3 separate regions of the Mus musculus genome follow, and all the other regions are linked to region 2. The links are chromatin loops, found by intact Hi-C in ENCODE. Cell type or tissue: heart. All regions are shown on one strand.

What was found. Peaks named below come from ENCODE experiments on the same cell type or tissue, not always from the same donor. Only the 100,000 strongest peaks of a DNase experiment are listed, where the experiment ranks them.
Region 1: a loop joins it to region 2, with 2.4 times the contacts of the local background. A loop is called at or near these places in 4 of 42 quality-filtered maps.
Region 3: a loop joins it to region 2, with 2.6 times the contacts of the local background. A loop is called at or near these places in 4 of 42 quality-filtered maps.

What each region holds. Positions count from the first base shown.
Region 1 is chr16:24,904,870-24,912,869 of GRCm38, reverse strand. The region is part of intron 10 of Lpp (LIM domain containing preferred translocation partner in lipoma); the gene reads right to left. Among named protein-coding and RNA genes, the nearest start is that of Gm22672, 25 kb to the right of the region's middle. In heart, a CTCF peak has its summit at 1,828; a DNase peak (open chromatin) is centred at 3,779.
Region 2 is chr16:25,259,530-25,267,529 of GRCm38, reverse strand. No RefSeq gene overlaps it. Among named protein-coding and RNA genes, the nearest start is that of Tprg, 23 kb to the left of the region's middle. In heart, a CTCF peak has its summit at 3,560 (motif pointing right); DNase peaks (open chromatin) are centred at 3,599 and 4,409; H3K27ac peaks cover 313 bases.
Region 3 is chr16:24,888,460-24,896,459 of GRCm38, reverse strand. It overlaps Lpp (LIM domain containing preferred translocation partner in lipoma), which reads right to left. Exons shown (of 13, transcript NM_178665.5): 10 at 6,501-6,670. Among named protein-coding and RNA genes, the nearest start is that of Gm22672, 8.3 kb to the right of the region's middle. In heart, no CTCF peak of the experiment used is centred here; a DNase peak (open chromatin) is centred at 4,719.

The DNA of each region.
Region 1 (8,000 bases), 350 kb after region 2:
AAATAACTATTGTATTAAAGCACTAAGTTTTTAAATATGCAATAATAATATAACATAACATCAAAAACATATAGATGTAATATGTTGTCATTAATTTAACTAGTATTGGTGTGCTTATACACACACACACACACAGACACACACACACACTACCACCACTATGTGTGTATGGTGGTCAGAGGATAATTTTGGGCATCTGCTCTCACCTTCACCATGGGCTCCAGGCATGAGGGCAATAGCCTTGTGAAGCAAGCACTTTAAACTACTGAGCCCTGGGCCTGGCCTTGATGTTTATTGAGTTCCCTTCAATGTAAAGGTCATGGCCAGATCAGCACCAGCCTAAGGCTCTGATTTCTGGTGCAGCAGTCCTTCCTTCACTGCATAGACTAATTTCTGTCACTTTTCTCCTTTGTGCTGGGGCTTTTTTTCTTAAAAAAAATCCTTGGTTAGCACATGAAAATGCATTCGGAAAAGGTTGCTTTCTTTTCTTTGCTCCCTCCTTGTCCTACTGAGCCCAACAAAATATAAATTGAGAGCAAGACAGTGGCAGAAGACAGTACCTGAGTCATTCAAACTCTGCTGATCATTCACTTTAAATTAGACCCTCAATCAACCTAGGCCTCCCCACCCCAAAGTTTTTATACGATATTTTATTGTTATGTGATTCAAAACAATGCTAAACTGTCAATGTCAGGCCTCAAACTTGAAAGTCTGGTTCAATTGATCAAGGATATAGACCTCGGTACGAGAATTAAAAAATGAAAATTCCCATGTTAATTCTAATACAGCCAGAGGTCAGAAACACTGAACACACATTGAGAACTGCCAACTACCAATGCGAAGCACCCATGTGTAAGTACTGTAGCAGAGGATACAAGGCAATGTTGCCAAAACACTTCTTAAAACCAGGCTCATTTTATTTCCTGAACGATGCTATCCTTTCTTGTGACTTCTGCCCATTACTCATATGGTCTCAGCCAGAGGTTCATGAGAAATCTCTAAGAAAGGCCACCTGGATGTCAGCTAAGAAAAGGACTCCTGGCTGGGCATGGTGGTACATACCTGTAGTGCTAATGCATACCAGGCAGAGACAAAAGAATTGAGTGTTATGTAGAAGCCTGGGCTACATAATGAAACCCTGTCTCAAAAAACAAAACAAAAGAGAACCAAAAGAAACAAAACAATACCTATAGAAACCAGCACCAAATATAACCATAAAAAAGAAGAAAGGAAGGAAGGAAGGAAGGAAGGAAGGAAGGAAGGAAGGAAGGAAGGAAGGAAGAGAGGAAGGACAGAAATAACTGTCTCCTGTCCTGCAAGGGAAATTATACACTTTGTAAATCTACCACATAAGACAAGAATAAAAATAAAGTCCCTGGTAGGTAAAGGCATGTGAGTTCATGAAGGTTCCAGCTGTGCCCAGTATCTGCCATACTGATCTGCACATGAGGATGCAGCTTCCCAAAGGTTCTCTTGGTGACTGGACAGAGAGGCAGAAAAGCTGCCTCTGCACAGGAGTGGGGTGGCTTCCAAGAGAGCCCGAATATGAATATCCTATTGAATAATGAATGCCACACACATGCCACAAAGGAAAACATGGGCCTCAGCGGGGCAGGCTGCTGGTTACCTGTGCTTCTGCACAGCAGTGAAGTGAGTAGCTACATCACCTAGGGGTCGGCCTCAGTTTTTCTCACTAGGGTGGAGGAAGGCCTGATTATCTTTACATTTGCTGCTCTGTTCCTCCCTCAAAAGCAACATCAATTTCCTTCTGTCAGCCAGCCCCTCAAGAGAAGCTAACGGCTACAACAGCTGGGCTGTTTGAGATGTGGACCTGTGCCCACCAGAGGCACTAGAGGCACACGTCACTTACAGTCCCTGGACTTTCCCCACATCATGATTCACTTCTATTCTTTAGTTTTGTTTTCTTTATGAGCAGCTAGCCTCATACCAAAAAGGGAGGGGAGTTTAAACAATCCTTTATTAAATTTGTTCCTTAAGAATTTCATATGTGTGTGTGTGTGTATGCATGTACATTTGTATGTATGTGTGTGTATACAGATACATATATACATATATACATATATATTCTTAATTACTCTTAGCCTAACTTCCCTTCTCTCCCTCCTACCCCAATCAACCCCAGTCCTCACAAACCAGTCAGTGTTAGTTAGACATTGTTTTATTCTAGTCTACACAATGTGGGGGAGATGGAGAGAATGTAAAAGCAAACTGAAAATAATTTTGGCAACATTCGTAGGAAATGACTAAGAGGATCGGAAATGCAATTTCATGTAGCACGGTTGTGGAAACACTTAACAAGCACACAACAACTTACCACATAGCAATCCGAGAGAGAGAGAGAGAGAGAGAGAGAGAGAGAGAGGAAGGATCAATCCTAGTTCTTTGCCTCATATTCATTCAGACCTCATATTCATTCAGAACTTCTCACTTCCTGCCCCTTGGTAAAAAAGCACTGAGAAACTGAACTCAGGTGTGAGTGCTTGCCTGCTATGCCGAACGTCCCAGGCTTGACCCAACTATGGCCCAAAGAATACAAAACAAATTGGAGTCCTTCTGCCCCAGGGGAAGTTCATTACTGATTGGGTACCTGGAAAATAAATAGGCAATTGAAATAGAGACTTTTAGATATTTTGATGGGGGCAAAGAGGAGGCTATCACATAGGGTACTGGGAGACTAAGATCTCCAGAATTTTCTAATTTTTAGGAGTTCTTGGCTAGAGGTGAGGATACAATAGGAAAGGTTGCATGTTCTGTGAAGGGAAAAGATTTGTTCAGTCCCAGAGGGAAGATGAAGTGTCCATTTTTTAACAGATTGGTGTGTGTGTGTACACAACGCCAAATAGATTCAGCAGCGTGTGAGTGTGTGTGTGTGTGTGTGTGTGTGTGTGTAATAATAATTTGAGTAGAAAACATCATAAATTTGAGAGAGAATGGGAAGAGAACATAGGGGATTAAAAAAGACAGAAAAAGGTATGGAAATGTAAATACAGTATTTATACATACATGTATGCACATGTATGAGCTTCTCAAAAAAATTTAAAAAAAGATTAAAAGGCTTCAATGTATTTAGCATCAAAGAGGTGGCAGGAAATGTTATGGCCTGTGGGGTAAGAAGACAGGAAATGATTTTTAAGTTCACTTTTGTTTATACCATATTAACTTATTTCTGTAGTCAAAGGAAACATTTGTATTTTAAATATTCAAATATCATTTAAAATAATTAAAAGTTGGCTAGTCTGACTACTACTGACTCATGGGAGCTGAAGGCTATCTGCCCTTTATCTTGCTGGGAAAAAGACTTAACTTTAGTGCAGTGTCAAAGCCAGTATAATATGTTGAGACAAGTTGTCAGTCTCGCCCAGATATGACCAGCTCTGCTTGTGTTCACTTACTTGCGTGTGGACATATACTTGTGTGGACTCTGAAACTATAAGCCAGCCCCAGTTAAGTGCTTTCTTTGTTAAGAGTTGCCATGGTCATGGTGTCTCTTCACAGCACCAACTAAGATAGTAGCTAAGGGAGTTTCTTCTTGAAGTTTCCATCGTCACTATGAAGAATGAAGCAAAAGCATCCCTTAAGAAAGGAGTAGGGATGAGGCAGATAGAAACTGGGTAAGAATGTGAGATTTATGAACTGCTTGGGAGCAGAAAGTAGGAATGCAGAGTGGACTGAGGCCCAGCTCTAGGTTGGTCAGAATGTACAATGACATCACCATGCCTGGCTGCATGGTTTTCTCTCACAATAGTCAGCTGCTTTGGCAAGCAAAAGACAAGTAGTGCATTCATCCAGGTTGAAGTACTGCCAGGAGAGTGGAACAGGAGGGAAAAGCAAAGGATGTCAACATGAGACAAATGCTCACAGTATACTTATAATCTACTTGCTATAAAATATGTGATGTGATAGGTGTTTCCAGGGTTAAAGTCAATAATGACAGTCAGTATTACAGGGGCCCAATCAGGAGGGGGACACTGTGCTGGCCGCTTAACACAAATGAACTCATGTAGTATTTGTGACAACCTAACAAAATTAGAACCACTTTTTTTTTATCAGCCTCCCTTAATAGGAAGAAATACTTGCAGAAATCTGAAGGACCTTAGTCTCTATCAGTTCATCTTACACAATAGGAAGCAGCAGGGTCTGTATTCAGATTGATTCCACTTGAATGAAGAGACGAGTTATCAGATTTTTCTTCCAGCTTTAAAGGGTCATGTATGTGCCAAGGTGGTCTTGAGCTCATTTACAGCTGAAGATAACCTGGAACTTCTTAACCCTCTGCCTCCACCTCCCAAATCCTGGGATTCTAGGCTTACATGCCACTACAGTGCTGAGCAAGCACTCGACCAACTGAGCTTCTTCAGCAGCAGAGGGGTCAGGATCATGTGGGATACTACTGCTGCCAGGCTCTGAACCTTCAATAATTCTTCAACTGGATTCCTCAGTAGCTCATCTAACCACCTGCAGTGACTCTCTGAATCAGGATCAGCCCTCCACCTCTGCTCCCATCAAGACCTCTTTGAACTCGGCAGCCTCTTTAACCTTTTAGTAGTCATTCTGTAACCTTCCGATATACATATAATTACTGTAGGAAGTGTAACGTGTGATCCGGGAGTTAATATTAGTAATTATGATCGGAATAAAAGAACTGTGTTTGCCAACTGCTAGCTATCATGGGAAATTGAGACTGCTTTGTAAATTGCAGCCTAGGAAACTGATGTTGTTTGCAAAGTCAATAAAATTCTAACAGTGTGGAAAGGAACAACCGTGTTCCTCTGTATTGCTGTACAGTGTGTTTGGTACATAAGTTCAAGGCAGATGTGGCTATTAGGCTACAATAACCTAACGCTGGGCTACACAGTGAGACACTGTCTAAAAAACCCAAAATCCAGACAACTAAAGGACGAGCATATTTCCAAAGATCAGAATTACAACTTTTTAAATTAAAATAATAAGTTTATTGGCAAAAGCAAACCAAACAACCACCCTTCCTTTTGAAAAATGCTTAAATATCCCTCCTACCCTGGTATGTTGTTCACTGGGTAAGAGGCAAACAGTGGAAGGCGACCCACCCATACAAAGGGAGCAAAGGCCAGAAGTACTGGGTTTGAGGGAGCCTTCCTTTTGGAGTTCACTCTGGGAGCCTCTGCTATCACAATCTCTGGGCTTGAGCCCGGCATGAATTCACACTGATGCTGAACACTCTATCCTTTCACAGTTTTATACTGTCAGTTTTACTAAATGAAATAAGTCTTTGTCCATAAAGTCTGCTCTATAATCCGGTTTTACTTATCAACAGATGCGTGTGCAGCTTGGCACCTCGCTAATACCTATGTCTCTCGAACAGCTATCATCAGGTACTTGCTCAGAAGGGGCGGTGGCAATTACTTCAAGCTGCATCAATCTATACAAGTGCAATAACATTCTTTGGTTTTTAAAGGGCATCCATTTTTTAAAATTGTCATTTGAAAGTCTTTGGAAAACATGCATAATAATCTTAATGATCCCATTGAGTCGTTTAAATTCAAATTGTGGAGCATTTGAAATACCATGGTAGCAGCACTTTCCATAAATTACTTTCAAATTCAATACATTCCTACACACACACACACACACACACACACACACACACACACACACTTACACACAAGTACCATACAGAAAAAAATTTAAATTACAGTTTCTTTTTATCTTGTCCCACTTAAACTTGCTTGGTTGATAAATTAGTGCTGTAGTGTCTGTTTATACATTTGCCTGTACTTTTTAAAAAAATATGCTTTTATGATGAGCTAGGTTTTAGATTCCCCTCAAGGCAGATAACTATTTCCCAGTTGGCTTGGCTTCTGCATGCATGTGTTCTCATGTCTGTGTGGGCACATGTATGTATGTTTTGGTGGTTGGTAATGCAAACCTGTTTTATTCATTTACACATTTGCACAGATGCTGAGGCTAAGTCTAACAGGGGGCTTCTGCTAGAGAGAATATCTTGGATCTCCAACTTAACCCAGAATTAGACCCACCACACCTTATAATCTCTTCAGATGCAAAGAACTTGCCACTCATGTTTTTGGAAAACATTTGCTCAAAATGCCTGCTAGAAAGAGTTCAGAACATGGATAAGTATAGAAAAGAGCTATGAAACATCCTTATAGTTCCAAATGACCAAAATAAAGTGACCTAGAATGTGGTTTCCTGGTAGAGTTCCAACCTTGTAAAATTGACAAAATCAATCTCAACTTCTCTTAAGGACAGATTTCCTTAAAGTAGGCGGAAGAGATGTTCTTAGCCACTACATGCTATTGAGATCCCATCCTTCAGGTGGAGGCCACTGGGAAGTATAACTATCATAAAGTTATTTATTTTCCTTACAAATAATCTTAAAGCCTTAACATCGAAACCTAAATTATCTTGTGCTATGCTCAAGGGTCAAGAGAAAATCTCCACAGAGATTTGGAAGTTAGAGGGACGATCACTGCATCTCCAGCTGCTCTGAAAGGAAGGTCAGCAGAGGTTAAGCTCCTGCACATGGCCCCAGGTAATGTGGAGACAAAGAACATGGAAACACAGGTACCCTTGGCAGACTCTGTCATGCTTAGATCAACTGCAAAAACTCATCCCCACATTCTTCCATATCCCTACCCACTGCCCAGCTCTGAAGACAGTTTATGCGCATATGGTATTGAATTTTAATTTCTACTATCCAATTGATGGTCTATTAACCACATTTAACAAAGATTGTGGTTTCTTTTAAAAATCTAGAGTACAGAAGGTGCTTAGTAAGGTGTACTTCACAGATTGGGACATTAGGATTTACAATAGGTGGACTTTATGGATTGGGCCATTTAGGCAGGCAACTAGGCTACAAAGATGAGAAAAGTGGACTCCCAGTCAGACAATGAACATCAAAGCCCCATCCTCAGTGATGAGCTATTGGGTATTTTCACAGGGCCTTGGTTCTTACACATCTATCCTAGAAAACACCTGCTTCATGGGATTGCTATACATATCAAAGGAAAAACAACTTTGAACATACTTTGGGTACATGAATTCAAGTATAAGATATTACTATACTGAGATATTGGTTATGTGTTCAAGGGTATATAATTAACATAGACAGGGAACAAGCTGCCAGGGATGGGCCTTAGGAAATAATGTCCCAAATTATGATCCTTTGATATGCTGTAGACTTTGAGTAGAAGAAAGAGACTGGACACTTAAAGGCCACAGTGTCCACCTCCTTCTTTCTCTCTAAAGTGCAGGTCCATCTTCTTCTGGTTAGTTTATTTGACTAAGTCCAAAAGGAAGACAACTGTCATGGGTTGCTTCCCTGGGAATCTCACTAACCAGGGAATACAAACATTATCAAAGGAATAGAGACTGGAATTGAACAGAGCCCCACAGCTGACCATAGGCTAGGCTCTATTTTTCTAAGAGTTCATTACTCTTTAGTAATTACTCTTTAGTAGCTTGTTCATCCTCTAAGAGACGGGTAAAGGAGTTTCCTTGGGTAGTCACTTTCCTGTCTTGGGCTATTCCCATGTACTTAATAAACTTCAACTTTCTCCTGGTTATCTGTCAACTCTGAGTATACTTCATGGATGCAAGTGTTACTCCTTCAGAGGGTGGGAAGAAACTTTTTCTCCTCTCTACTTAATACCATCCAGCAGCAATTGGGAACCAAGTTATTATTTCCTGAAAATATTGAATAATAAGCTGGTTTTCTAGGCCCAGGCCAAATGGTCCAATGCAGCCCATCCTGGGGTTCTCTGACGCTGGTCAGCTTTCCCGTGGCCCCAGGGCAGGGCTTGTACTTTTCTCTGATCTCTTTGCAGGGCCTGGATCTCTGGAGCTTAAGTCAGAGAGCGCTGCCTTACTTTGTTGTTTGTCTGACCCTTCTCAGTATCCCAAGTGCTCTGCTAGAACACAGCTAACTCTGCTATGCTCTACATTCCAATGCAGGAGCTGGCTTGGGCTCACTCTACGCC
Region 2 (8,000 bases):
CCTGCATACATACACACAATTAATATAAAATAAAATAAATCTTCTAAAAATGAAAGAAACGGCTACATTAATTGCTAAAAGAAATTACTAAAGACAATGCCCCTGTGCCAATATTGCCGAGACAGGGTACTCAGCAACTGTGGTTTGACTTGAAGAAAAGCTTGACAATTAGGGATTCACAGAAGTCAACCATAACAATCAAATTACATCTCTCTAGATCACTTAACACAAAGTAGATGATGCCACTCGCAGGTACAGAGAGAAAAGGATAGATCCTAAGAGAAGCAGACACTGACAGAGTCACTCATGCTGAGGATGAAACACAGGGTAAGAGCTTGGCCTCTGACTGGTTCTGTGGGTATGGTGACCCAAGCCTGACCCCCAAACCCAAACAAGGTGGAGAAAGTGAACAGAACCCACAAAGTTGTCCTCTGACTCTCACATGTGTGCCGTGGAGACATGTGCTCCCACATATATCATATGCACAGAGAAAACAAAATAATAATAATAATAATAATAATAATAATAATAATAAATAATAACAGTTTTACAGAAAGAATAGGAGCCTGTGCTCTAGCCCCTCCATCCCAGACACCAGATGGCACTTAGGACAGCTGTTGCTGCTAGATTTTACTCCTGCATTTGGGAGACCTGATGTGTAAAGCTAATTTGGCTCCCAGTAAAGATGAAAGGACCTATTCCTATATACATGTGTCCTAGGAACAAACCGTCCATTACTCAAGTTCAATGGGTTTCTCTATCACACACAGCCAAATTAACTTACCACCATGGGTAACCAAAGACAACGTTATAACCTATTCCAAAGCCTTTGGTTGTAGCGTAGTTGGGGTCTGATTTGTATCTCTGAAGTGTGTCTCAGACACTTAACTGCATAATCTGCTGCTGAAGTTAGAAGTCTGTAGCTGGGCTCTCAGCTCAGTCTCCTCACTTGCTGGGGTCTCCGAAGCTGGGTTATTCTTACTATTCCAGTGTTCTGTATCTATAAATGGTGTCAGTCTATTGAAGCTCCAAAAACACATAGCATGGGGATCATGCACTCTGATATATGTGCCATGTGAATTGCATCATCAAAAGAATGTAAACCAGCACTCAATTATTACTGGTTGAAAATTACTGAGCAATTTTAGTTATTGGTCAAAGTTTGGGACTCTTTTTTTCTTCCTTTGCTTTTTTGGGGGTTTGCTTGTTCATTTTTGTTTTGGGTTTGTGGCTTTGTGAGTATTTTGTTTTGTTCTTTTAAAAACAAACAGGAAAGGGAATGGGAAAGGAATACTTGAGATCAAATCAATTAAAAAGAAATTCAAGGCACTGTCAGAAATGGATATTTCTAGAAAATCAAGTCAAGCCTTACTTACTCTTCAAGATGGAATGAGTGAGGTCTTAAGTCCCAGCACTTCCCTGGGACAGGCAAGGGTATCTAGAGATGACGTAGCATTCTCCATCTCTCTATTCCCATCTTCATCTGTCCTTAGTGAGCTTCAGAGAGAGGTGAGCAACTGCAGCAAGAGGGGAGGAGCCCCGATTCCCACTTGAAATGATTCCAGGAAGGAAAAAAAAATGTGTAACCACCTGACTTTGAAGCATCTTTATAGATCCCAAATGTCATCCATGTTCAAATGGATCCTTATAAGTGACAATCCATTGATTAGACAATTGGTCATGCACTGTGGCTGAGGACATGGGGGAGCACCATGGTTCTCTTGCTCTAGAGTTTGCTGAGGGGAAGCGAGCATGAAATGAAGAGTTCTGCCACTGACTGAAGTGAGTAAGAGTCTCCTGTTCCACTGCCTTGCCTCTAGTCATCAAAAGCAAGCGGCTGTGGTACATTTCCATTTCCTTTAATGAAGGCTAGAACAGCCCAAAAGCATTAGCTATAGAGTGTGATATTCACTTGCTTAATGTTTATTGAACTTGGCAGCAGCCATATAAAAGAAGTCGGGTCTAGGAGCTCTCAGGGAAATAACAATGAGCCTAAGGAAGATTCATTGTGGAAGTAGTTATCCGGCCACAGGGAACACACTGAGCACTGTGGGAAAAGTCACTGAGTGAGTTAGCATCTTTGCGTGAAGGCTTCCAAGGAAAGGTGGGGGCCGGGTGGGAAGGCATGGCAGATAGTGGCCAGATGGTGAGAAGGAGGCAGTTCCGGACACAGCCTTGAAACAGCGAAGTTATGTGGGAGAGTGAGAGCAAACTGACCCTGCCGTGCAGATAGAGTGGGCAAAGCGTGAGTAAAGACAAGGAACAAGAGGGCGAATCACAGGAAATACTGCTTGGTGGGTGGGAATCTGCGGTTGGCACCAGAAATGGCATTGGGGAATGGAATCGTCTTTGCCCATCAGGAGGCCACTCACGCTTGGTCAATTATTGGTCTGAAATTTCTCACCGAAGGCAATGCCATGCAGCCAGCCGCACTCTGTCACAAATCGGGGTCCTGCAGCCATATAGCGGAAAGTTCTTGAGTACAAAGTGAAGTTTGAGTATAAAGTGTGGTTCGTAGACCGAATGCCGCTGTGAGATGTGAGGTGATGCTTCTCATAACTGCATCAGGCAATCTGTGGGTTGGGGATGACAAGTAGGTTGGAGACACCTAATGTGGGTTGATACATGGGGTGGCAGACAAAAGATGCTTAGTAGAGACTAGAGAGATGGCTAATACCAACCTTTCTCTCACAAAATAAAACTAGAAGCTAGGGATGAGGGATCTAGGTCCTGTTTGGAAACTGACCAATAAAATTGGGATGACCATGAAACTAAATGTTTAGAACAGGTCTAGAACAGGGGACTACTATCTCAGACCTGATTTATAAGTAGCCTACTGTAGGCTGGACAGTACAGTGGGCTCTAAAACCACAAAGGTGTTGATCATATTAGGTTAGAACCTCTCCTGCAGCAGGGGTTATTAAATGTGGCTCTATTGAGCCATTTGGCCTGTCAAAAAGTGTTGGCATGCACCAATCATGTGGGACATGGTGTTGAAATGACTTTTGACCTACAAACTCTGTCTTCAGTCATAACCATGATGTTTCTATGTATTTCAAATAATGACTTCCACTGATGAATACTTGGAAAGCTTATGTGCAGACAATGGAGGTCTGCCTTTTATCAGCAAACTCTGACCCCATTATATTCTGGCTTAATGCTCTAGAGCAGACCTGTCTCCTTGGTTAGGCATTTCAAGGATCCTGGGGTCTGATCCTACCTTTGTCTCAGTTCGTTCCTGTCCCTTCTTTCCCATATCCCTTATCAACAAGTCGGGTGCTAACCTAGCAAAGGGGTGTGCTCTGTATGTAGAACAAGCCTCCTCCTTTTTGTCAAAGTGACAAAGTGACAAAGGATGCTTCAAGACTCAACTCAAAGGTATTCTTCCCCATGCTACGTCTTGATAACACCTTGCACATTTTACTTTAAATGCTAGCATGCCAATTAAGTCTACTGGACTGATTGTTCCTCAAGGCCAGAAACCATGTTTATTCATTGTTGCTTTTCTATATAGCGGACCCTTTTCTAAGTGAAGAGGCTAACTCAAGCTGCAGTGCAAACTATGACCACCAGATGGCAGTAGGTGGACATTTTGTCTCTCTCCCAGCATGAGGGAGAAGAAGGGTTTGTAACAAGTGCCTTTCATCTCTGCCCTTGCAGACAAACGTGTCTCTGAAGACAGAAAGAAACCTTTGACTGGCTAGTCGGATTCCCACACCCCCGAATAAGAATAACAGGTGGCCATTGTATTCTCCCTTTCCTGACAACTCTGTCCCTTAGGCTCAACTGTATTCCATGATGCAGGAACATAGATATTTCAGTTTGATCTTCACAAGGACAAGGTGACCGTCTTCTCAGGAACTGGGAGGAATGGTCACCAACACCCACTGATGGTCAGCGTCTGTTGAGGTCCCAGAGCTTCCTGCCCACATCCATCTGTCAGACCCGAGCAACTGACAAATGTCAGACAAATATCCAGTGCTGACATTTTTTTCTAAACGTTGTTATTGTATTTTTGCTTGACATGTAATAGGTATACATATTTTTAGGCACAATAGGCGTTAGATATAAGAATATTTTGAAAAATATAAATAAATAAAAATTAAAAATAAAAAAGAACATTTTGTGTAATAATCAGTATGGTATTTTATCATATCTAAATTACCTCAGCCATTTATAATCTTTTATTGTGAGAACACTTAAATTCTTCTCTTGTGGAAGGTGTTTGGAAATACACAGAGCAATACTCACCATAGTTATACAGTTGTGCTTATAGTGACAGACAGACCGTCTTCCTTTTACCCAGTTAGGCATAGGCCAGACTCTCCCTTCCTTCGCCTCCTCTCTGCACTGTCTGATTACCACTTTCCCAGTCTACACGTATGACATCAGCTTGTTTTGATTTCTCAAACGGGTGAGGTCATCCCTGTGGTATTTGTCTTTCTGGGCCTGTCTTGTTTCCCTTAGCTATGCCCTCCAGACTCATTCACAATACTGCAAAGTTAAGAAGTCAACAAGTCTTAATGACCAAATAATATTCTTCTGGGTATAGATAGACAGAAGTCATAAACGTTCCACTGATGGACCCTACCATTGATAACAATCCCAGGCTTTCGTGAAAATCACCAGCAATTCCCTGCGCATGTGTAATACTGTGAAGCTAGTGTCTTCCCTGAGGACTTGCCAGCTTAGTTGTTGAGCACAGTGAGACAGCCCTAAGCTTGAACTTTGAAGCAGCCTAGAACCAGAATCCCTGACTTCTTTGTGTTTGCTGGTCTCTGAAGTGCCCCAGAAACCAAGGGACTCTGAAGTGATGCCCAAGCCAACCGAACAGCTCTAGAGGCACGCAAAAGTCCTCTCAGCCCTAAAGTAAAAGGGCCAAGAGTTTCCCTTCCTCGTTCCTCTATCACAGCTAGCTTACACTCTTCTCTACCCTCTACTGCCTATTGGCATGGTAACCGGGATGCAGAAAACGGGGGAAGTGTCTATTACTCTCTCCATAATTCTTGACAGTCCAGCTCCACCAGTTGTTCCCTAAGCCTATTCTCCTGGTTATTTTTTTTGGCAGTTTGACATAGCTGGAGTCATCTGAGAAGAGGAAACCTCAGTTGAGAAAGGGCCTCCAACAGACTGATCTGGAGGCAAGTCTGGGAAGCCTTTTCTTCATTGATGGTTGCTGTGGATGGACCCAGCTCACTCTAGGGAACCTTCCTCTAGGCTTGTGGTCCTGGGTGCATAAGAAAACAGGCTCAATGAGCCAGCAGCCCTTATCTATGGCTTCTGCTTCAGTTTCTGCCTGCAGGTTCCTGTGTTGGGATCCTACCTCGAACCCTTTCAATGGACTGTGACTTGGGATACATAAAGCAAACACGCCCTCCTTCCCCACTCCAAGTCGGCCTTTAAAATTTTCAGCAGCAGAAACCAAACTAAGAAAACTATGGGCTTTAAAAAAACCACTATTAGAGAAAACATCATCTTCAAGTATGAAGCCTAATATTTGAGTAAGATTCCACAAAGCCTAACTTCTCTTAAATAAACGCAACCCTTTTAGTTCTAAGAGACTCTAGGTGTCTTCCTTGAAATTAAGTCTCTGAAAAAGTACCCTTCCCCCAAAAAATACACTGTTTCATACATCATAGAATGGGTATGATGCATATGTCAAATAGACCAGGGATCAAAATCTGGCCCAGTCATATCCTGACTCCCTTCCTGTGGTAGGGTTACATTGCCTCTGCCAATCGAAGCTTCCTTATCTATAAAAGCAGCTTAGATGATAAGATAGGCAAGTGTTGAGGAGAGTTCCAGTGTGCCACACACAAAATAAGTGCTAGCAATTATCATTAACATTCAAATCTGCAGAAGTAGAAGCGAGAAGACACAGCTCCCGAGAAGTAAATCTTGATGTTATATTTAGCCAATGCAGAGAAATGTAAAGATCCCAAATCTCTCCATAAATCATACTAGAACCCATTCTTTGGGGGAGATCCACATAGAGGCCTTTCTTCACTAAGACTTACTCAGATAGTAAGCTGTGACAAGCTAAGAACAGGTAAAGAAGATACAACATTTACAGCATGGTCTCTGCCCTCAGTTAGCTCACTGGATATGAACATCTACCCACAATACTTAGTATTCAGTGGGTGAATGTACCAGCCTGGTACACACAGATTCAGAAGCCACCCAGGAGGGAGTGAGAGTCCCTGCCCCTCAGAGGACCCTGAAAGGCTATCATGAGCTAACCTTGGTCTTCCTGGCAATGATTCTACCCAATAGCATTGTCTTTGGAGAATACATTATGAGGTCTCATACCTTTAACCTTAGCACCAGCTGTCCTTTCTGAATACTCGCCTGCTGGGAAGTGGAAAATGGTCCCAAGTCTTCCTCATGAGCTCTGGTAGCCTGGCAGCTCCTTCTTCCCCAGCTGTGACCTCATGGCATATCTGAACTGCATCTCTTTATTAAGAAAATCAATGTTCTGTAGCTGACATAAATGAACGAATTTCAGTGAACCTCTCCTACACTCAGTGCTCACCACATGTCAGTCATAAGAAGGAAAGCCAGCAAGCCACACAAAGACGTCTTTGGTGCCCTGGTCACCTAGATTCATTGAGGGGAAATTGCTACACAAAGGCGTCTAAGGCCATCTAAATTCTATTTCCTTTTCATTCCTTCCAACTTCAAATTCATTCCTTAAGAGAGTTCAGAACTAATGTATCAATACTCTTATTGGCATGAAATCCTTTTGTATATATAAACATTGAGATGAGATCTTTTTATTTTTTTATTTTCCAATGTGCCTGCTTAATCGAACTCTCACTAACACATGCTTTTGGGAGTTTGTCGTGAGAGAAAAGCTTCCATGCGACTTGATGCTCTGAGTATAGTCCTGATGCCTTCAGTTCCACAGCCACTGTACTACTTATGCTCAGCTTCAGTCTGCTGTGTTGATGCCAGTCCCCTTTACATAGTCTAGGTCATTTTAGATAGGACTCTTTAGTTACCATTGTCATTATTGCCATTAGTTTGGTGAAGTGGTACAAGGAAGCCTTGGCACACTTCTGTTTGGGTTCTTGTGTTTCTCTGAGAAGACAAACAAAGCTGTCGCCACGTGATGAGACTGAACTTGAAGAAGCATTGCCTGCTCAGAGTTGCCTTGCTGCAGATGCTTCACGCAATCAACAGGCAGCCTCTTCACTCGTGCTCCAGTGCAGGCTCTGTCTGTGGACTTGCCTTTTTGATCAACACGTAGTTGTACTTGTTGACAATTTGTGTGGTGATTTGGTTGAAATACACAGTGAGTACAGATCCAGCCAGGGAAACCACCTCTTGTGCTAAACACATACAAGTTACTAATTTGATATACATAGTTTGTTGTTGCTAATTATATTGACACCAAGGCATCAGGCCAAAGAACATGAGAACCTACTCATCCCCCAGAATACCATCCATGGATCAGTGATCTCAGCATTTGGTTTGAGTTGGGTGCCATCTGCAGATGGGCTCATCCCTTTCTTTAAAATAACCAAGTCATTAATACAAACTATTGAATCGGCAAAATAGCATCCAGACCTCCCTGGAAACCTCCATGGAATTCCCTTCCCCTTAGGAGCCATGTTGGCCTCATAATGAGAAAAGAAGAGAATGTGGTGTGAGCCTGCTCTTTTCTCCCCATTTTACACACAGTCCCAGCACAGGAGACCCTATCAAACCCAGTACTAAAGCTTTGTAGTCTGCAGACTTACAACCCTAGTGAGCAGGGCAGGAAACACAGTGACTATGGCAAATTCACATCTGCTCCTAGGCGTCAGTGACTTTCCTCAAGATAAATGGGAGTCAACTCACGATGATCCACCTGTCTGAAATTTCAACAAGAACCAACATAAAAGTCCCTACTTTCTACCTGCTGCACATAGCCTGTGGTCAACAGCAAAGTGCTCCCCTTTCTGGAAAGGGGAAATTCTAGAGTGAGCAGAGAACTACTGTCTACTCCCAGGGCCCTT
Region 3 (8,000 bases), 370 kb after region 2:
AATGACTGTATATTAAAAGATATTAATTTTTAAAAGAATCGCTACCATTAAAAAGACAATTTTGATCCCAACATTTCTCTAAAATAAGACAAGGTTATATATCCCTAAATCCAGCTTGAATTAAATCTAAAAAATGAACAAACAAATCCACAAAAATCCCAGACCCCACCTAGAGAAGGCAATAGAGAAAAACCAGTCATTTAGGTTTTCCTTCCTTCCTTCATTAAAAAAAAGAACAACAAAATAAAATATAAGATAAAAACAAAGCTCATCACACCAGAGTTGTACAAGTCTCAGTTTCTTGCTACTGGAAATGACAGTAAAAGGAGCAGAACCAATATCTCCACGGCTCCTTTCAGACCAACAGACAAAGAAAACCACTAAAAAATACACTTATACTATTGGGCAGATGGCATTTATCACTATGACTACACTTAACTCTAAACATAAATGCATTCTTTTTGTTTTGAGACTCCATGATTTGTAGATACTGAAGGGAAGACCAGGTGTCATGGCTTTTTACCCGTTGTCTATAATGCTAGAAGGCACAATTCAGTCAGTGGTTGCTATCAAATGAAATCTTGGGACCAGAAAGCTTCTGTGACTTTAAAGTGAGTGGCCAGTTACTGGCAGCATTCTGGTGTTTTCAAAAGGATGAATGTAAGTTTTCAGGGTAACAGCATGGTAAATAAATAAAGCGAATAAAATAAATAAGATAAATAAATAAAATAACAAATAAGGACACCAGGTCAGAAGAAAGCTTTCTGGTTTTCATTTTGCCTTTTCCTTTGACCATATCAAAGCCTCATTTGTAACCAGGCCTAATACTCTCCCCTTGCCTATCACAGCTCCAACAGACATGGTGTGCCATATGGAAGGTCAGGAATGAGGGTGATTACACCCAGGTTCATACACTCAACCTCATTGGAGAGTGTTTTTTAAAACAATGTTTCTCATTCTCGAACCCTTTTCCTTATTGGGAGAGTGCTGGTGGGGTGACAGTAAGACAGCAGGAATGGATGTGTTTAAGTGTGTAGGTGGTGTGTGCAGTAGGAGACCGAGGGAGGCAGAAGCAGCATCATGCTGATGAGAGCAGAGGTGGGCGATTAGGGAGAGCAATGCTCATGTGGATTTTTCAGACTCTGTCCCAACTCTTTGGTTCCTTTTCCAACACCCACGCAGGGCCCTGCTTTTAAAACATTCCATTAGGACAAACGTTAGTACATAAAAGGACAGCTTTCCTGCAGAGGTACAAGAAAACTACATCTTAATGGAGTTGAAAATCTAGACTGCTTTAACTTCACCATTTAGTGCCATAAGAGAGCAAAAGGCTGCTAATGTGCTGGTTATTAATGTGCCAGGTTCTGGTACTTTCAAGTTAGTCTCCCAGGAGACTGGCTTGCTACTTTCAGAGGTCTGCTAGTCAGTAGGATATCAATTCTAATAAAAATGCCTGCCTCTCTTTTCCAGCTACTCTGTCCAAAAGCCCTGACCCAGTGGAGGATCCTGGATCACCGTTTCATAAACAGACTCTGCCTGAGGACGTCTGATGTGTATGTCCCAAGGCCTAGGCTCCTTTACACTGCCAAGAAGAAAGCAAGTGCTCCTTTGTTACATTAACACTCAGAAGGAAGCTTGCCTCAACCAGAGAAGTTTCAAACAAGCTGAAGGCCTTGTTGATGCCCTTCATACCTAAAACCACAAATGACTGTAAGCAAAGCACTCATCTCCCATGTACCCTGTGTTCCTCCTATCAAGCCAATTACTTTCAATATTTCTATAGCAACAGCAGCTGAAACATGCCCATTGTGGGCTACAGCTTCTCCATCGTATCACAATAAGGTCACTCAGCAGATTAATCCAATAGTTTCATGATACAAAAATAACACACTTGCTCATTCCTTATCTATGACATTAGGGAATTTTAACTTTATAAACAAAAACACCCTGGTACTTGGAGGCAAATGATGTACCCAACATTATAACCAGACAGATAGGACCAAGGTAGATAGATTCTATTTAAATCATTTTACTTCCTAATAAACTTAAGTGCTCTTAATTTTAATCTTTTTATTTATTCAAAACTATAAGCATAATCGAAACGAGTCATTTACAAGATCATTTACTACTACTGATATAAGCATCAGTTAAAATAACTAGGACATAATATACTTATTACATTGACCCAGATGAATCTAAATAAATCTAACAGGGAATAACATATCGTTTAATATATGAACTCACTGATTGCAACAGGCTTGTCAACCAGAAACAGTTTTCTAAAGAAATATTTTAAAGTGTTAGGTGTGGTGGTATATTCTATGAAACTGGGGCAGGAGGATCACGTGTTCTAGGTCAAAACTAAGAACAGCAGGCAATGTCCTAGAATTACTGATGTTGATAATTTGAGTTGATAATTGTGATGGTTTGAATATGCTTGGCCCAAGGAGTGGCACTATTCAGGAGGTGTGGCCTTGTTGGAGGAAGTGTATCAGTGTGGGGTGGGCTTTGAAACCCCCCTCCTAGCCATGTGTGAGACAGTCCCCTCATGTTTGCCTTCAGAACAAGATGTAGAATTCTCAGCTCCTTCCCCAGTGTCATGCCTGCCTGGATGCCACCATGCTTCCCACCATGATGATAATGGACTGCACCTCTGAAAGTGTAAGCCAGCCCCAATTAAATGTCCTTTATAAGAGTGGGCTTGGTCATGGTGTCATTTTATAGCAATGGAAACCCTAAGCAAAACAATAAACTACATTTTAAAAATTATGTTACTTTTAAATTTTAATTTAATTGTAAATTTAGTTTATTTTACTTTTATTTTAAAAGTATTTTATTTATTTTTTATTTTATTTTTATTTTATTGTACTTTATTTTAAATAAAGATATAAAATTTTCACTCAATTTTCTTTAAGCATAATATAATGATAAAGGAATGGAAAATATACTTTTGCTTTAAAAGGTAGTTCATAAACATACTATAAATCTAAGTAGATGAGAGGCTAAAAGTGAAGATTGCCACTGAAGTATGGTGTGCATATATTCATATCAGGTACTTGACAGAAAACAGGTAAAATACATGTGAAGAGAGCTATACCACCACACTGAATCAAATCTGTTTAACTGTAGATGCAGATACACAAAGAATAAGAGCTCAAGAGACCATAGGAAAGAACTAATGTGATTAACCAAATATGATGAGATTACTGGGCACTGAATGTCAGGGTATACAATATTACATTTAGATATGATTTTAGGCTTATCAATAACCAATTCAGAAGGAAATTTAAGTTTTGTTTTACAGGTGGGAGGCCTTACTCCTGGATCAATAGTCAAGCATGAGTGGTTGGTGCTTACAGAGAAATAATTAACTAAGCCATTGCCTTTGCTATTCTTATTATATCTTATTCCATCAATTAAGTAACAACAAACCAAACACAAGAACAGAAAGAAAAGAGTCCCATGGACTGGCACCCAGGGACTTGCTTGTCTTGTCTTATTCACAATGTCTTTGGGACACCTGTGTCGAGCCGTGTGATACGAAGCTGGATCCCACGAGCAGGGTCTTCTGCTCTAGAACTTTAGCTCCTGGAGAGACAAGCAATCCTAGCACCGCCTGTACTAAGTCCACCTGCCATGCAGCTTGTTCTAATTCACACTCTCTGTTTCCCTCTGAAGTTCTGATGCAGCTTATCAGAACTGTGAAAGTTTAGAAGGAGTTGGAAGTGCCGATACCTCGGTCAAGGGCACGAGGTCCAGGCTGCATCCTGGAATCGATTCTGAACAGAGAGGGCCTTTAGGTAAAATGGAACTGAAGTCTGAGAAGATTTCAACCTTTCTGGGTAGCTATGAAAGGAGGCCATTAAGTCAAGGACCTCAATGACAGGGTCTTATGAGGGGGAGAAAACACAGAAAGGATAGTAAGGTTCTCTATTATTTGAATTCACTCAGCTCTTCCATGTGTATGATTAAATATTTCCCACATACTCTGCGTTGCTTGAAGTGCAGAGTGCTATGACACACAACCTGAACAGAGGGAGCCAGCGACTTAAGCAATCTCAAGGATCATATAATAGAGTCTGGATAATAGAATCTGCCACACTATAGAAAATGACTAAAAACATGAAACTGAAGCTTTGTTGTGCACCGAGGTAAGCAAACATTAACAAAAAAATGGAAGATAGGTATATCCAAGAAGCAAACCAGCTTCCTTGAGCTAAGTGAGTCTGAGTCTCACTGCACACATACGGAATGGTGAACAGGTCCCCAAACCTAACTACTAAGTACAGATGCAACATTTGTAGAATAGCTTTTCCTCAGTAGACTAAGGGTGCTTACAAGGGTTGCCTCATTTCATCCTCAGGGAGCTGATGGAAAAATATCCCATTATGTCCAGTATATAGATGAGAAAGAAAAACCAGGGCTTGGAAAGAGCAAGTAACTTGCCCACGACAGAAAGCTTTGACTGAATTCTATTCAAACTCACGTTCTTTGCATGCTGCTACAGTTTCCCAGTATTTTATGTAAGACCTTTGCTTACAAAGCATAAAAATAAACAGCTTAAGATGCCTTCCACAGAAGCATTGTTACAGTAGCAATGATCAGTGGCACAGTAAAAAGGGACCAAACAGGAGCTATAAAAAGGTTACTGCTCCCTGCTAGACGAGAGCTAGATGGCTGGACGAGGCTTTGCTGACTTGGCTGCCAAAACTTGCAGCAATAAACGATTGCACAAGGCTGTCCTGAGTCGCTAGAAAGTGCAGCCCACTTAAAAGAGGTCAGAATTATAAAAGGCCTTCCTCTTTTCAACAATGATTTCACAGGGTGGTACTTGAAGAGTAGAATGATGTAAGAGGTGAGGTTTTGCTGACTAGACTTTTTCTTATTGTAGATGCTGCTGCTTCCAGATAGACAGGGCACTGCTATGCTTATCGTTACAGTCTGAACAGCTAGTGACATGCAGCACTGCCCAAGTCGCAGGACAAGGAAGAAATGTGACTCTGACTGATGGTAACCAGAAGCCACCCTACGCCTGTGTCTCTAGTCTCACTTCTAAAGAGAGCAGTTAGGCGAGTGACCTGAAAACAGTTCCTTTCTCTCCCACCTGCTTTAGCTGATGGGATTATAATGCTGCCACATGTGTTTAAGTTGTTCCTGGAAGGAAAACAAAGTAAGATGGAAACCAAGAGATGAAACGTAGAAATGTCAGTCGTGGAGAACTGTTCTTTGTGCCACACATCCTTGGGTTTCAATGAACTTGAGTTTTCAGAATTTTGTTACCAACTGTGCTGGCTTAATTTTATGTTAACTTGAGACAAGCTGGAGTCACTGGAAAGGAGGGAACGTCAATGAAGAAAGCGCCATCATAGATCTGGCTGTAGGCAAGTCTGTAAGGCATTTTCTTCATTAGTGGTCAATGGGGAAGAGCTCAGCTCATCCTTGGGCTGGTGGTCCTATGTTCTATAGTAAATCAGGCTGAGGGAGCCATGGAGAGCAAGCCACCAAGCAGCATCCTTCTATGGCCTTTCCCTCATTTTCATCAGTGATGGACTGCTACCTGGAAGTATGAACTGTTTCCTAAAAAAGCTGCCTTTGATCATGGTTTTTCATCACAGTAGCAGTAATACTAAGACATCAACCAAGGCAGAAATTCCAATAAAATTAAACTCTGGAGATCTACAAATTTCTGAGTCCCTTATTCTCAAGGTTTCTTTGCTGTTGAAATGCCTTGACAGAGGGTGCAACTGTGACTAATTTTTAGGTTTGTAAAAAGTACTACTTTTCCATGGATATGTTCAACAGATAGATCAAAACCAGAATGACAGTAAAGGAATTTACTTTGGGTATAAAGTTTTCTTATTAAGTAATCTACTCTATCAGAAGGTAGCTAAATAGATTAAATAGCCATATAAAATGCTAAGGAAATGTTATTTATTTTTAGTCACTAAGTTTTGCTATTCAAAAATAGCTTTGTTCTTTAAAACAGAAAACCATTTCTAGCTCAGTCAGAATTAGAATGCAATTCTCTTTAATACTTTATAATAAAGAGTTTCTCTACACCATAGACAACCTGGGGGATTAGGGAGGTAAAATGATTCTGCAGAGATAATTAGTCCAGAAGTTTAGAAGGCCATTGACAAATTCTGCCACCTGCTAAGTCTTTCCTAAAATACTGAGATTTCAAATGCATGATAAGACTGTATGACTCTGAGAACAGGAATCCTTCATATACATGACAGAGAACATACTGTTCCTATATACATGGATAAAAAACACAGGCAAGACAGCTTTCTGGCTGACCTTTGGTTGAAAGGCAGCCCCCTCCTAACACAATTTTTGACCTCATGTGAACTGTAATTATATAGAAAAAAATACAGTATGTCAATTTACATGTGTACACATCTTTTGAACGTCAAAGAACTGATGGTGACATTTATATGGAGTGACTTGTATTTGGTCAAATAAGACAGAGCAGATGAAGACCTAATGTGGCAACTTACAATGTAGCAGGGCTCGCAGTATGCCTTCTTCTCCACGGCATAGAAAGGCTGCCCTCGGAGCTTGACATCACAGACAATGCAGGTGAAGCAATCCACGTGGAAGACCTGATCCATGGCAGTACATCCTGTTCCTTCTCCAACAACATTTTCCCCACAGCGGGCACAACGGCCTAGAAGATAAGGGGTTGCTTGTTACAGAGGAATTCTTAGACCTGTCCAATGAAGTCAAGATGAGGGAGACAGCTGATTTATCCTGCAGTAGCAAGAGACATAGCATTACTGCCTTTGCTGAATTAAGTAGCAAGCCCACCAAGATCTCCCCTGCACATAGCGGGAATCTCCCAGAGTCAACTGAGCAGACAGCTAAGGCTCCTGAGAAGGCAATGGAGGGAAACTCATATGCTTGATGAAGGGGCCTGGGCACTGTCTCTAATCATATACAGGTAGGAGCAGGATTCAGGATACTGGGGTTGAAAAGCACAATCTACTGAACAGAACAATTCAGGAAAGCCTCCGTCCCTGGAAGAGTCAGTACATCAGTTAGTGTGTGTGTATCTTGTCTACATTCAGACTTCATATCTAAATTCAGACTCTTCTGTAGCTGGCCCTCACTGATGGGAAGGTCAGCTGTTTCCAGAGCACTGAGGCTGCTAGACCATTTTGTTCTCCATGGAGCCACTACTGCAACTCCACCCTGACCGTTCCCCATGGTTCTAGTTCTGATTTCTGGTGATCTTGAAGCCAAGTCTCATTCCACACACTTGACATCATATAAGAGACTAGAGTCCAGTCAGCACTGCCTCTGAGTCTGCACTTAGTTTGAACATATCTACATCACTTAATGGCACCATATACTGTATGGTTGGGAGTTCCTTAAGAACCTGCTTCTCACTGTCTGTTCTATAAAGCTACAGTGTGTGTGTGTGTGTGTGTGTGTGTGTGTGTGTGTATCAGATTAGATTTTAAAGAACATATTAACATTTAAACAGTAACAGACTATAATCTAGCATAAAATTTTAGGATTAGGTATAGCTCAGTGATAGAGCATTTGCTTAATATATACTAGGATCATGTGTTCAAACTACAGGACCAGAAGGAAAGAAAGTAAATAATGGGACAGGGTGTGTATTACTCTGAGTGGCAGCTTCTGTAACCCAATACCCTGGGATCGTAAGGGCCATAGTCACCTTGACTCCTTATAGTTCATGTCTACTAGGCAGAAACAAGATCCTACTAGATAACCATAGGCAACTAGGAATATCAACAAGGACCTGCAGCCTTTTGCAGGTCATAGACCTAGCTTCATGAATTGCCAACATTTTTTGAGGCTCTTGTATTAACTCCTTTCTAATTCATGGTACCCTTACATGGGCATACTACCATTATTCTTACTCTAAAGAAGAGGAAAGTAAGTTGCAGAAAATATCTAACTAACTTCATGCCTAAACATCCTTGGATAAAGTATCTATTCCAGCCCCACAGCTGCACTGCCTGTTCATC